Regions from separate parts of the Homo sapiens genome. Here regions 1 and 2 are each linked to region 3. A link is an interaction called in ENCODE POLR2A ChIA-PET data of the cell type or tissue named here. Cell type or tissue: GM12878. All regions are shown on one strand. Region 1 has its middle 19 kb from the start of DDIT4-AS1. Region 2 has its middle 39 kb from the start of DDIT4. Region 3 overlaps ASCC1 (activating signal cointegrator 1 complex subunit 1).

Evidence for each region. Peaks named below come from ENCODE experiments on the same cell type or tissue, not always from the same donor. Only the 100,000 strongest peaks of a DNase experiment are listed, where the experiment ranks them.
Region 1: POLR2A ChIA-PET joins it to region 3 with 5 read pairs; 8 of 35 experiments call an interaction of 5 or more read pairs at or near these places.
Region 2: POLR2A ChIA-PET joins it to region 3 with 8 read pairs; 7 of 35 experiments call an interaction of 5 or more read pairs at or near these places.

The regions. Positions count from the first base shown.
Region 1 is chr10:72,252,330-72,257,329 of GRCh38, reverse strand. No RefSeq gene overlaps it. Among named protein-coding and RNA genes, the nearest start is that of DDIT4-AS1, 19 kb to the left of the region's middle. RefSeq lists enhancers at 1,905-2,199, 2,086-2,325. In GM12878, a CTCF peak has its summit at 2,043; a DNase peak (open chromatin) is centred at 69; H3K4me3 peaks cover 402 bases; H3K27ac peaks cover 3,104 bases.
Region 2 is chr10:72,310,199-72,315,198 of GRCh38, reverse strand. No RefSeq gene overlaps it. Among named protein-coding and RNA genes, the nearest start is that of DDIT4, 39 kb to the right of the region's middle. RefSeq lists an enhancer at 4,033-5,000. In GM12878, no CTCF peak of the experiment used is centred here; no DNase peak of the experiment used is centred here.
Region 3 is chr10:72,171,980-72,176,979 of GRCh38, reverse strand. The region is part of intron 5 of ASCC1 (activating signal cointegrator 1 complex subunit 1); the gene reads left to right. Among named protein-coding and RNA genes, the nearest start is that of ANAPC16, 42 kb to the left of the region's middle. In GM12878, no CTCF peak of the experiment used is centred here; DNase peaks (open chromatin) are centred at 1,719, 2,819 and 3,549; H3K27ac peaks cover 3,193 bases.

The DNA of each region.
Region 1 (5,000 bases), 80 kb before region 3:
ACTTATTATTGTCACAGAAAGTTAAAACTGAAAGGGGGATTCCCCTTCTTGTACATTTGAGGAGAATAAAGGGGAAGTGTCCAGAATCTGGTTCCAGTGTGGGAACCAGATCCCACAGTCTGCTGGTATCTCTCCACTGCAGCTTGTTACCTCTTCAGAGGGGGCTTCCCCGGTTGCCTGCAATCCCTTCTTCTCTCCTGCTGTTTCCTTTCAAACCACTAATTCCCTTTGTAATCATTCATTCATCTATCTCTGTGGATGTCCAATGCCTGACTTTCCCAATACACTGCAAGCTCTAAGAGGCCAGGGTTTGTATCTATTTTGTCCTGGATCTCCTGGTGCCCTGCACAAAAAGCCCAGCCCACAGAGTTTCCAATAATAATATATGAAAAAAAAAAAAAAGAATGAGGCCAGGCGTGGTGGCTCACACCTGTAATCCCAGCACTTTGGGAGGCAGAGGTGGGTGAATCACCTGAGGTCAGGAGTTCAAGACCAGCCTGGCCAACATGGCAAAACCCTGTCTCTACTAAAAAAATACAAAAATTATCTGGGCGTGGTGGTGCACACCTGTAATCCCAGTTACTTGGGAGGCTGAGGCAGGAGAATCGCTTCAACCTGGGAGGCAGAGGTTGCGGTGAGCCAAGATCGTTCCACTGCACTCCAGCCTGGGTGAGAGAGTGAGACTGTGTCTCAAAAAAAAAAAAAAAAAAAAAAGAATGAGTATCCGTATGGCCTGCGAACCTCCATACATTTCCCCAGGGCAGTGCTGAGACTGGCTCAGAAAGTGCTGAGTTGACGTGTCTGGAGAGTTCCTTGCCAGGAGCTCCAAGGCAACACCTGGTCTTGAGCAGCTTAAGGTATATGGGGGCAATAGACACCTAGTGAATAACCCTACCACCAGGAAGAGGTTTATACTGGGGATGACAAATCAGATTGGGGATTGGAATCTAGCAGTGGTGTGGAGGGCAGATTGGAGGTTGGAGACCTAAGGCAGGGAAACAATTAGGTCATGATTGCAAAAACTGAAAACCACCTAAGTGTCTCTGGTAGGAAAACAGTTAAATAAATTACAGTACATCCCAATCATGGGAAATTATGTGGGTGTTAAAAAGAGGGAGGTAGATTTTGGAAAGATGTCCAAGATCTGCTGTGAGGTGACAGGAACAGGTTGCAGAACAATTTGTACAGTATAATCCCAGGCTGAGGGGAGACAAAAGAGGACACTCCTCTGCAGATACACACTTTTAAACATGCTGAGAAAACATCTAGAAGGATGCTGGAGAAGCTGTTGAAGAGGGATAAAAAAGTTTTTTCTTTTTCTTTTTTTTCTTTTTTTTAAGACAGAGAGAGTCTCACTCTGTTGCCCAGGTTGGAGTGCAGTGGCGTGATCTCGGCTCACTGCAACCTCTGCCTCCTGGGTTCAAGCGATTCACCTGCCTCAGTCTCCCAAGTAGCTGGAATTACAGGCTTGTGCCACCACACCCGGCTAATTTTTGTATTTTTAGTAGAGATGGGGTTTTGCCATGTTGGCTAGGCTAGTCTCGAACCCCTGACCTCAGGTGATCTGCCCACCTCAGCCTCCCCAAGTGCTAGGATTATGGGCGTGAGACACCGTGCCCAGCCTACTTTTTCTTTCTACACCTTTTACACTGGTAGATTTTTACCATGAGCTTATATTCTTTTCACAAGAATTTTTTTTTTGCTATGGCAGGATTGGGGGTGATGGGTAAGGAGGTGGGGTGGGGGCTGGACAACTGAGACCCAGTGAGCAGTGCCAGGGAGGGAGGCCTATTGACAGATGGACAGGACTGGAACCAGGGAGGAGGCTACAGGGCCATGGCACCTGGGGGGTGGACCGGGGGAAGCACAGTGCCGTGTAGGGGGCCTCACTCAAGGTGATTGATCTCCACAGTGCCAGTGACCCTAGGCAAGGGACAACAAGCCCATGGCCAGGAAACCCTGAATTTGGGGAACAAGGGCAAGGAAAGGAAGTAGGTCGAACTTTAGGACCCTACGGATTCCTTGGCCGTTAGCACCATCCTTCGGGTACAGACCGTTCTGGCTGCAGCAGGGAAACAAACAGATGAAGGAGGGGCCAAACCCCAGCCTCCGCGGGAGGAGGTCGGCTTGCTACCAGCCCTGGTGTTCCTGGGAGCGTGCCCTGGTTCTCTGCTGGCTCTTTTGGGCTGCCCGCTAGCAGGCCAGGCTAACTTCCAGGCCTGGGGTGAGAGGCCAGGGCATCTGGCCCCTTCTGGAGGCCAAGCCCCTTCCCAGGACCCAGAGCAGAGGAAGCTAAAACAATGCTGTTCATGGAGAGATTGCAGGGGAGAGAGAGCTGGGTGGGGGCGGAGAAGGTTCTTGGCTCTTAGAAGCCAGTGAAAGCCTGCAGAAGGTCAAAGGTAGAGGAGTGCTCTGTGATTCTGAGACGGCACCTCATTTATCTCATAAACACTTGCTCTGAGCCCAAGTCCAGTGGTAATGCCCCTATGCAAAGCTGGATAAGTCGCTCAGAGGGACTCTGCCTGGGTCTTGTCTCCAGGGCCTCTCTGCAAAAGCCCCTGTGTGCCAGGAGCAGCTGAGGCCTTTTCACAGGTGTCTATTTATTATACACTAGAACCTTCTAGAAGAGGTATTCTGGTTTTTTTTTTTTTTTTTGACAGTCTTGCTCTGTCACCCACGCTGAAGTGCAGTGGCATGATCATAGCTCACTGCAGCCTCAAGCTCCTGGACTGAAGTGATCCTTTGCCTCAGCCTCCTGAGTAGCTGCGACTACAGGCATGTGCCACCATGCCTAGCTAAATTTTAAAATTTTTCTTTTGTACAGATGGGGTCTCTCTATGTTGACCAGGCTGGTTTTGAACTCCTCCTGCCTTGGTCTCCCAAACAGTTGGGATTACAGGCATGAGCCTCAATGCCTGGGCTAAAGGCGGTGTTTTTTTTTTTTTTGTTTTGTTTTTTTACAAAGCAAGAAACTGAGGCTGGTGCCTTGCGCATGATCACATCGTTAGGAAGTGATAATACTGGGATTCGAGGCCGGGTGCGGTGGCTCATGCCTGTAATTGCAGCACTTTGGGAGGCCAAGGCGGGCAGATCAACTGAGGTCAGGAGTTCGAGACCAGCCTGGCCAACATGGTGAAACCCTGTTTCTGCTAAAAATACTAAACCCTGTCTCTACTAAAAAAATACAAAAATTAGCTGGACATGGTGGCACACGCCTGTAATCCCAGCTACTTGAGAGGCTGAGGCAGGGAAATCGCTTGAACCCGGGAGACAGAGGTTGCAGTGAGCCAAATTTGCACCACTGCACTCCAACCTGGGTGACAAGAGTGAAACGCTATCTCAAAAACAAAACAAAACAAACGAACAAAAAAAACTGGGATTCGAGCCTGGGTGTGCCTATGTCCCGCTTATAATTTGGTTGCTTGGAGCTCAGAACACATTCTCCCATAGAAATTATGCTGTAAGTGGTGGTTTGGCTGCCATAATGGCCTAGCTCACCCAGGGTATAGCCGGAATTAATTCTATGTTTCAGTACGGTTGTGGATGAACCAGGCTTCTGCGGACTAGCCTGGAAACCCACGAGAGAGGGAAAATGTGTTGAGGGTTTGCCCAGCTGGGAACTCTTGCCCTTCCTATAGCCACCTGGCTCAGGGCAAGTAGGCAGTATGGTGGATCAGGGAGCATTTGCCCATTTCAGAGCTCTGCCAGCAGACCATGGTGAGTTTTAGTTGTTTACAGGAGTGGGACAGAACATCTGGCAGGTTTGACTTTGGGGAGACAGAAAGTGCAAAATGAGATATGTGTTAATTTTCAGATTGAAACTCTTAGTCTTTTTCTTTCTTGTACTACCTCTCAACTCCATACAGAGTCATCTTAGATCTTTTTCCTCTAGGATAGGGCACTAAAGGCATGAGCCAGGGTTTACCTTCATGAAACATGGCATCTGCCTTGGAGTGGGTGAGTGACAATAACTGCACAGGGTTAGGAGTGCTGGAGATCAGAGCAGCTGTTGAGAAAAGTAAGGAAGGATCACAGCTCTTATAGTGACTTCAGGGGAAACACTCATTCGTTCAACAAACATTTGCTGTGGGTGTGCTGGGCACTGTGCTGGTTCCTTTCATGGTGCTTCTGTTGCTCAAAGAGTCCTGGGCAGGCATGACTGTGGCTCTCAGATCCAGAATCTTAGCATTGCAAGGAATCTTTTTACAAATGGGAACTGCAGCTGTTCATTAATTCAAAAAAGCTGGAGTATTGGACGTTGTGCTAAATGCCGAGGATCCATGAAGCATGAAAATTGAGATCTAGAGAGAGGTGGGAAGTGATTTGCCCAGGGTCTTAATCCAGGATTCCAGCATCTGGACCAGAAGCTACCTTCTCAACCACACCCATGGCATTCTTGCCTCAGTGTGCCCCAGCCATTTTTGAGGATTCCTTCTGTTTCCCAGGACCGGGGTTTGGGGCCTGGGGAAAGGCCATAAAAAAGCAGTAGATTCCTTTCTATCTGGTAACAACAATGCCTGGGGTCTCCCCTAGAGTGAGGGTTGGAAGATCGTCCTGTTGGCTGGAGTTCAGAAGGCTTAGGAAACTTCTGTCAGTTCTTTCTTTTTTTTTTTTTTTTTTTGAGATGGAGTCTCGGTCTGTCACCCAGGCTGGAGTGCAATGGTGTGATCTCAGCTCACTGCAACCTCCGCCTCCTGGGTTCAAGTGAGTCTCCTGCCTCAGCCTCCCGAATAGCTGGGATTACAGGTGCCCGCCACTACGCCCAGCTAATTTTTGTATTTTTAGTAGATACTGGGTTTCACTATGTTAGTCAGGCTGGTCTCGAACTCCTGACCTCAGGTGATCTGCCTGCCTCGGCCTCCCAAAGTGTTGGGATTATAGGCATGAGCCACCTCACCTGGCCCTGTGAGTTCTTTAAATGAGCCACGTGCTCTCTAAATTCTGGGTCTTCACAAACACTGTTAGTTCTGCCCAAACCGCTTTTCCCAGTCTCCTTCATC
Region 2 (5,000 bases), 140 kb before region 3:
GAGGTCCCAGGCCAGTCTTAACAGGTCTTCCTGCAGGTACTCCTGGAAGGCCATTGTCTTAGAATAAAAGGAATTCCAGGGGCACCTCACCACAAGCACACGTTTGAGCATTCAAAAGAGCTCGAGCTCGTGAGTGAAAGGAAATGAGGAAAAAGAAACAATGTGGCATGACCAGAAAGAGTTCTACATGTTAAGTTGCTTTTTCTTGCTTTCTTTTTTTTTTTTTTTGAGACGGAATTTCGCTCTTGTTGACAAGGCTGGAGTGCAGAGGCGTGATCTGTGCTCACTGCAACCTCCCCTTTCCTGGTTCAAGTGATTCTCCTGCCTCAGCCTCCCAAGTAGCTGGGATTACAGGCGACCACCACCACGCTCGGCTAATTTTTGTATTTTTAGTAGAGACAGGGTTTACCATGTTGGCCAGGCTGGTCTTGAACTCCTGACCTCAGGTGATCCACCCACTTCGGCCTCCTTAAGTGTTGGGATTATAGGCGTGAGCCACTGCGCCCGGCCAAATTGCATTTTCTTTTTTCGTTTTTTCTTAGAGACAGAGTCTCACTGTGTCACCAGGCTGGAATACACTGGTGTGATCAGAGCTCACTGCAGCCTTGATCTCTCACGCTTAAGCGATCCTCCTGCCTCAGCCTCCCTAGTAGCTGGGACTACAGGCATGTGCCACCATGCTCAGCTGATTGATTGATTGATTGATTGATTGAGACAGGGTCTCGGTCTATCGCCCAGGCTGGAGTGCAGTGGCACAGTCTCGCTTGCTGCAACCTTCGCTTCCTGGGCTCAAGTGATCCTCCCACTTCAGCCTCCCAAGTAGATGGGACTACAGGCACTCACCATCATGCTCAGTTAATTTTTAAATCTTTTGTAGAGACGGGGTCTCCCTATATTGCCCAGGGTGGTCTCAAACTCCTGGGCTCAAGTGATTCTCCTGCTTTGGCCTCCCAAAGTGCTGGGATTACAGATGTGAGCCACTGTGGCTGGCCCTAAATTACATTTTTTGAAGGTCCAAAATTCCCATAGCACAGGTAATACTGTCAAGGCCTTAAGCTTGGCTGGACGCGGTGGCTCACGCCTGTAATCCCAGCAATTTGGGAGGCCGAGGCAGGTGGATCATGAGTTCAGGAGATGGAGACCATCCTGGCGACATGGTTAAACCCCATCTCTACTAAAAATAAAAAATATTAGCTAGTTGTGGTGGTAGGTGCCTGTAGTCCCAGCCACTCCGAAGGCTGAGGCAGGAGAATCTCTTGAATCCAGGAAGGGGAGGTTGCAGTGGGCCGAGATTGCGCCACTGCACTCCAGCCTGGGGGACAGAGTGAGACTCCATCTCAGAAAAAAAATAAAAATAAATTAAATAAAAAATAAAAAATCTTAAGCTTTACAGATTTGGAATTCATTAGGTTCAGAATGTTTAAAAAATCAGCCTGGTCAAATTTGAGTATAAACTGGATATGAGATGATATTATGGAACCATTGTTAGTTTTCTCCCATGTGAGAATGGCAATGTGATTATGGAGAGCAGCCTATTCCTAGGAAATTCTCAAGTATGTGACTTCTCAAATGGCTCACCAGGAAAATTTTACACAGATCAAGCAAATGTGGCAAAAACTTAACCAGGCTGGGGCACGGTGGGTGGCTCACGCCTGTAATCCCAGCATTTTGGGAGGCTGAGGTGAGCAGATCACCTGAGGTTGGGAGTTCGAGACCAGCCTGACCAACATGGAGAAACCCCGTCTCTACTAAAAATACAAAATTAGCCGGGTGTGGTGGCACATGCCTGTAGTCCCAGCTACTTGGGAGGCTGAGGCAGGAGAACCGCTTGAACGGGGAGGCAGAGGTTGCGGTGAGCCAAGATCATGCCATTGCACTCCAGCCTGGGCAACAGGAGCCTGGGCAACAGGGCGAAACTCTGTCTCAAAAAAAAAAAAAAAAATCTTACATGGAGAGTAGCTATTTTTACAAAGTTTATTAAGTATTTGTCTGGAAATAATGCTGATCATTGAAAAATCCTTTAAGTTCATGGCCGGGAGAGGACTCGTCTTGGAAACTGGGAGATTTCTACCCTTTTAACTGCTTGGTATCAGATTTAAACACAAATTAAGAAACACATTTTGAAGACCTACTATGAGCAAAGTTACTCTGAGCAAAGCACTGAAACTTCACAGAATGTGTTTTCCCCGTGTCTGTAATCTGATAGCGAGTACAAGGTAGACACTTTTTTTTTTCATTGTGGTTGCTACAAGTTGGATAATGTTCCCTCAAAACTATTATGTTGAATACCTAATCTCCAATACCTCAGAATATGACCTGATTTGGAAATATTTAGATAGGGTCATTACAGATGTCATTAAGTTAAAACGAAGTCAGTAGGGTAGACCCTAACCCAGCGTAACCAGTGTCCTTAAAAAAAAGTGGGGGAATTGGGGGGCTGGGCGCGGTGGCTCATGCCTGTAATCTCAGCACTTTGGGAGGCCGAGGCAGGGGATCACGAGGTCAGGAGTTCAAGACCAGCCTGGCCAAGATGTTGAACCCTCATCTTTACTAAAAATACAAAAATCAGCTGGGTGCGGTGGCAGGTGCCTGTAATCCCAACTACTCAGGAGGCTAAGGCAGGAGAATTGCTTGAACCTGGAGGCAGAGGTTGCAGTGAGCCAAAATCGTGCCACTGCATTCCAGCCTGGGTGACAGAGTGAGACTCCATCTCAATAATAATAATAATAGAAGGAGGAACTTTGGACAGACAGAGAGACACACACACAGGGAGAGGGCCATGTGAAGATAAAGGCAGAGGCTGGGGTGATGCTTCCACCAGCCAAGTCATGCCAGTGATGGCCAGGAAACCTCCAGAGCCAGACCTAAGACATGGAACAGCTTCTCCCTCCCAGCCCTTGGAAGGAACCAATCCTGCTGACACCTTGATCTTGGACTTCTAGCCTCCAGAGCTGCAAGACAATATATTTCTGCTGGTTAAGCCCCCCAGTTTGCAGTAATTTGTTACAGCAGCCCTAGCAAATCAACACAATGGTATAATAACATATACATAACATGTACATTTTAACCATTCTTAAAGTGTAGCATTCACATTGTTGTACCATCATTTTTTTTTTCTTTTTCACTGGAGCAAAATCCAGGGCGGTGGGAAACTTGGAAGCCCTAGTTCCAGATCTGCTTCTGCTGAGCTGAGTGACCTGTTTCACGTGTGCAAGGAGGAGACAGGGCGACGGCTTCCTGCACCGAGGCAGTCACTGCCCATGTGTGGAGAACTTGTAATAGCAGTCATAGCTCTCAACTTACCGAGTGAGTACTGTGTTCCAGGACCATGCTAAGGGCTTTACGTGGCTTATCTCTTTGAGTAACCACAGTAACTTTATCAGGGAGGTATTACTAGTCCCATTTTACAGATGGGGAAATTGAGCCTCAAAGAAGTTAATTGATTTGCTCACTTTTGGCAGGGATTTGAATGCAGGTCTTTTTTTTTTTTTTTTTTTTTTTTTTGAGACAGTCTTGCTCTGTTGCCCAGGTTGGAGTGCAGTGGCGCGATCTCAGCTCACTGCAAGCTCCGCCTCCCGGGTTCACACCACTCTCCTGCCTCAGCCTCCCGAGTAGCTGGAACTACAGGCGCCCGCCACCACACCCAGCTAATTTGTTGTATTTTTAGTAGAGACAGGGTTTCACCATGTTAGCCAGGATGGTCTCGATCTCCTGACCTAGTAATCTGCCCACCTCGGCCTCCCAAGGTGCTGGGATTACAGGCGTGAGCCACCGCGCCCGGCCTTGAATGCAGGTCTTAATTAAGCTGCTCAACTGCCTTCTGGGTCTTTTGGCCACACGGGCCTAGGACAAAATAAAAAGCATAAAGTATTGATCAGATTGAAACGGTTTGTGTTTTCACCCAGTGAGCCAACTGCCTTAAAGCCCCACCATGCACGTCACACAACTAGGCCCCTCTGTCCCTTGCCCCAGAATTCCAGAGAGGGACTCTGAAGAGTCCAGGAATTCCAGATTCAAACCTGGCTTTCCAGGTTTTTCTGAAATTCAGAGGGGAGGTAGAAGATAGAATTTATTTTATATGACAGCTGATTAAGCTTGGCGTACACATTTTGAATATGTACACACCTGGTGTGTGGTTCTCCATTTGTACTCTTGCCTGGGATCCCAATGATTAGGGGCAACCCATTTACCATGGTGCTCCGGAGCCAGCAGCTCTCCAGTGGCTCCCAGCAGTGGGCAGAGCTTGAAAGTCTCTGCATGTAGGAAAAGGGGAAATCCACAGTTGCTCAGCACAGACCAGGCCAGGATCTGCCCACCACCCCTCTCACAGATTTCCACCAAGAGCAGGAAGTAAGGTGGTGCTGCTTAGGGCAATGTCACCCCAGGCACTGGCTCTCCAGCATGGCCTGACTTGGCGCTCCACCCATGCTGGCACTTGCTCCTCAGGGACAGCCAGGGCGCTCTTCCGCTCAGCCCAGATTTTTCTCAATCCTCAAATCACATTTGTGTTCTTTCCCTTCTGCATCCATCTCTCTGTTTCCCAGGATAAAAAAGACTGGAGCAGGTTTGCCGGCCAAGAAGGAGAGACTGAGTTGAAGAGGCAAGACAGAGAAGGGCTGCTGATGGCCAGGGGAAGACGGGGGAGGGCGAGCAAGGGGCAGAGCAGGAGGGGACCGGTTGTTATGCCCATTTCGCTGGTGAAACATGAGAAGCAGACAGGTGACATTCCGGGATCAGGGTCAGGCAGCCAGGATGCTGTGAACATGAGGTGAGGCTGACAGCCGGCCTCGGAGAGGAAAACCACGGGCCAGATTCCAGAAAGACTCCAACAATACTCACCCCACCCGCAAGGCTCCCGCTGATTCAGCACTTCCTGGGTGCCTGCTCTCTGTCCTAACCACAGACCCTATGGAAAAGCCCATATAGAATCTAGAAAGCCCTTAGAGAGGCTATGGATAATTATCTTCTATAGGTCATCATTATCCCCATTCTACAGTGAG
Region 3 (5,000 bases):
CTACTAGATAAGTGCAGTGTGTACCCAGAGGAGAAATTCTGTAGTGGTTGCAGAAGGCTTGATAAGGGAGCTGACAATTGAACAGTCTGGAAGGGACAGGAGTTTGTGCCAGGCTGGCAAATGGGGGCAGGGAGCATTCTGCGCAGAGGAAATGTCACTTGTGAGGTATTCAGGGGAGAGTGAGGAATTTGTTAAGGCTGGTACTTAGAAAGAGGTAGAGTAAGGAAGAGGTAGGAGTTAAGAGTGGAAATGACATGGCACCCAAGTTGTGAAAGCTCTTGTGTGGGTTAAGGATTTTGAATGTAATATCCTATAGAGAGTAAGAAAATAGTTAAGGCTGGGCATGGTAGCTCACACCTGTAATCTTAACACTTTGGGAGGCTGAGGTGGGAGGATCCCTTGAGTCCAGGAGTTTGAAACCAGCCTGGGCAACATAGTGAAACTCTGTGTCCACAAAAAATAAAAAAAATTAGCCAGGCATGGTGGTGTGTACCTGAGGTCCCAGCTACTTGGGAGGCTGATGTGGGAGGAGGATTGCTTGAGTCCAGAGATAGAGGTTACAGTAGCCATGATTGTGCCACTGCACTCTAGCCTGGGTGACAGAGCGAGACCCTGTCTCCAAAAGAAAGAAAGAAACAAACTAGTTAAGATTTTAAGCAAGGACTGTGATGAACTTAGCACCACAGAAAAAAAATTGAAGGCAGTGTGGAGGATGTCTTGAGAGGTAAGGAGTTGGGCACCAAGGCAGGTACCAGTTGGGAGGCTATCGATACTGTCTATTGAAAGAAGAATAGGGTTTGTGGCATATTCAGGAGGGGATATATTCCAAAGATATTTCAGAGTTCTGCTCTGAAGTGGGGATAATAATGGTATTAATGTTACAGTGTTGATATGAAGAGTAAATGAGTTAATAAGTTTAAGGTGTTTGGAGCAGAGCATGGCACATAGTGCCGAATGAATGTTATTGTTGTTATAATTGTAATTATTGCTGTACCAAGTAAGACTTGTAGTAATCCCATGGGTTACAAAATGGAGGGGAAGGAAGGAGTGGCATTAAGAAGCAGCAACAGATCTCTCTTGCGCTGTTAACCCATCAGAAACGTGAGAGGAACCAGGGTCTGTCTTTGGGAATAAATGTAAGTTGAGTAGATGCCTTGCTAACTAGTGCTTTCAAGTAACTATGGAGGAATAGTGAAGTTTTTAGAAGAGTAGGCTGAAGGATTCTTTGTGCTCATCTAAGGTAAGTGGGGTGGTGCATCCTTTAGTGAGGGGAGATGCTCTTCACTCCTCTTTAATGGGTAAAGATCTTTAGACAATGCATGAGAAGTTCTTTTCTCTGGTCAGTATAAAAGCCCATGCTTGAATGTTTGTCCACGTTTTAAGAACCTCTCCACTTTCTTGTAATTATGTATGAATAAATAGAATTTATAAGCCAGGAGAAACAAAACCCTTTTTTCTAAAGCTTATACAGCTTAACACAGTATTTCGTTAATAACACATAGTGACTTGCAAATCAAAGTCAGCTTTTCTGAACATTCTTAAAGAATAATGGAAATGACTCAGCAGAGCCTAATTTAGCTTCCAGTGCTGCTTTAAAAGGGAGAGCAAAGATGGCATTTGTCTAGTGCTGCACAGTCATGTAAAAAGGAAGAGGGGGAAGCTTGTATTTATTCCATACTACTGTGTGCCAGAGACTTCATATGTGTTTCATCTGCAGAGCAAACCTGAGACAGAAGTATTGTCTGTTTTATAGATGATGAAATTAAGCTTCATAGCAACTGAGTAACTCACCTAGGGTCATGCTGCTGATAGGTGGCAGAATTTGAACATAGGCCTGTCTGGTTGCACAGCCAAATGCTCTTTTCATCACTTTGCCTTATTTGAATAACTTCTTTAGATGAATGAACTTCATATCACCTGCCCAGAAACAGTTCTACAAGATTTGGCCATAAAAAAAGAAAGAAAATACAACGAGTATAGGGGAAGCATGCATATTTTCTCTTTTTCTTTGCATAGAATATCAGAAAGTGAATTGGTAGATCCCTCACACATAATCTATTTTGTTAGCAGATAATTATTTAGGTTTTGTGGGAACATGTAAAAAGTTTGTAGGTCCTTTGACTTACAGGTAAACCAGGCCACCTCCCTTATTTTACAGAGGAGGAAGCCGAGGCTAGAGAAGTGACATGACTTGCCTAATTACAGCTGGTTTGTGACAAAGTTAGAATTAGAACCCTAGGCTCTCTACTCCAGGTTAAAGGCACAAACGTTTGTTATACCTGGAGTTCCTAAAAGATGATATATGTGAATATGATTTGAGAATTATTTTTTGTCTCTGGCAATTGGCATGTACCACCAAGGCAGAGAGCTATAAATTATTTACATTCTGGGTGCTACACATTTGGATCAGATTCTTCACTAGCATGTAGTGGAGTGTGAGCTTACAGGTCTATGTCTGGAGAGAGGCCTCCCTTCTACTTGCTGACAGCTCTGGCAGTTGCACCTGTGTTGTATCCCATCTCATGGAAAGGATGGTTGAGCTTTAAGGAAGCAGAGAATGCTTCATGATGGACCAATCCATACTGCTGTCTACTGCCCTTTTCCCCAAGCTTGATATGTGTAGATTTTATTATGTCTTGTTAATTGTTCCTACTGATAGTATTATTAGCAGTTCTGCCCCACTCGAGCCCAGGGTGCTGGATTAAAAGTGATGCCAGTGAAGGGCCTGTGATGATGTGGTGACTGCTAGTGGTAAATCATGAGCTGCAGTTTGAATGAGAGGGCTAAGCTCCATGCACTCAGGACTGATGAGTCAGGACATGACCTTGAACTCGGTGAACTGTGACTTAGGCATGTACATAAGTTTTCTTTAGAGGAAGCTTTCGCATGCATGGATGAGGCCTTATTTAACAAGAAAGAAACTGAGGCTTAGTGATGTTGTGACTTAGTCATAAAGAAACATGTTTATTTTCATAAACAAAACTGCCCCAGGAAATTCCTGTTACTTCACTCTTTGCTTCTCCCTGCTGGGTGGAAGGTCAATACCATTAGAACTTTCAGGCGCCAGCCTGGGTGGCCAACCTAATGGAGTAAGATAGTTCCAGCTCCAAGTAATGGCAAGCTTGGAGCAGGGCCCAGTGTAATTAAACCCCTGCAGTAAAGAATTTGATGTTCGTTGGTCTTCATTCATCTCAGTGAATGGGCTTGGGGCAGGAATATGATGATATATTCCGAGCAAAGAAAAACAGTGGCTCTAGAGATTTATGCCGTTGCCTTGAAGGTTGTTTGGTTCCAAATTAAATTTAGATAATTCAGTAAGAGAAAAGTTTCTCTTGGTAGATGGCATTGTGAGGTAGGGCAGAATTTAGAGCGTTTCTCCATTCATTAAAAGACTGTCCAGTGGAGTTACTTGTAAATTATATAGTCTACAGTAGAGTTAAGGATTATTTGAACCCTTATGACTCATAATTCCAAAAAGGACTTTCGATCGTGTGACCCTTAGGTGTCCTGTCTGTACCTTGTCTTGCTCCATTGCCTTCTGTGTGTTTTGTTTCCCAGTACTTGGTGTTTTGGTGTTTTCTTGGCAAGTAAACTCAAGTTGACTAGAGTGCTAGGCTCCCAAAGGGTAAGGCAGGGAAAGCAAAGTTGTAGAACTTCCTTTTTCTAGCTGGGTATTAGAGCAAATTTATGCAAGAGAAAGTTGAAGAATAAAGAGAAAGAAAAAGGAAGAAAGAGCAATGGAATATCAAAGTGACTGAGATAGTAAGCTGGGAATTTTAAACCATTAGGCCATTTTCCCCTTATGTTTCCTAGTCATTTCCAGGTCTAGAAAGGTACTTGTGTGCACTTTCAGGCCTTTAGAATTGAGTCTGGCTCTACTAGTTAAGTCTTGATTTGGCATGCTAGTGACAGGGCATTTCTTTCCCTCATTTTTCTCTCTCTAGTCACTATATTTTATATATAAAAAAATATAAGAAATATATATATAATATAAAAATATTGTATATAACATATATAAAAATATAAAATATAATATATAATATAAAATATATAATATATAATATAAAAATATAATATATAATATATATAATATAAAAATATAATATATAATATATATAATATAAAAATATTATATATAATATAAAAATATAAAATATATATTATATATAATATAAAAATATAATATATAATATATAATATAAAAAATATAATATATAATATAAAAATATATAATATATGTAATATATATAATATAAAAATATTATATATAATATATATATTATATATTTTTAGAGGAACTAGTGTAATTTTACCTTTAAAACATCTCAACATTGGGCTGGGTGCAGTGGCTCATGCCTGTAATCCCAGCGCTTTGGGAGACTGAGGCCAGCGGATCACTTGAGGCCAGGAGTTCAAGACCAGCCTTGTCAACATAGCGCAACCCCATTTCTACAAAAGAAAAAGAAAAAAAGAAAAAAAAGCCCAACATCTATAAAAGCTTAAAAACAAACTGTTTCCTCTTTTATTTGTGCTTAGAGTTTTTCTTTTTTTTTTTTTTTTTTTTTGAGACTGAGTTTTGCTCTTTTGCCCAGACAGCAGTGCAGTGGTGCAATCTTGGCTCACTGCAACCTCTGCCTTCCGGGTTCAAGCGATTTTCCTGCTTCAGCCCTCGAAGTAGCTGGGATTACAGTTGTGCACCACTAGGCCTGGCTAATTTTTTGTATTTTTAGTAGAGACGGGGTTTCACCATGTTGCCCAGGCTGGTCTCGATCTCCTGACCTCGTGATCCGCCCGCCTCGGCCTCCCAAAGTGCTGGGATTACAGGCGTGAGCCACTGCACCCAGCCTTGTGCTTAGAGTTTTTCTAAAAAAACTTCAAAATTGTTAAATGTAACACACATCAGAAGACGATACAGAACAAATGGATGCTTTTATAACCACCGTGTAGGCTGGAGATACAATCTTATCAGCACCCTAGACTTCCTTGTCTTGCCTTTGTCT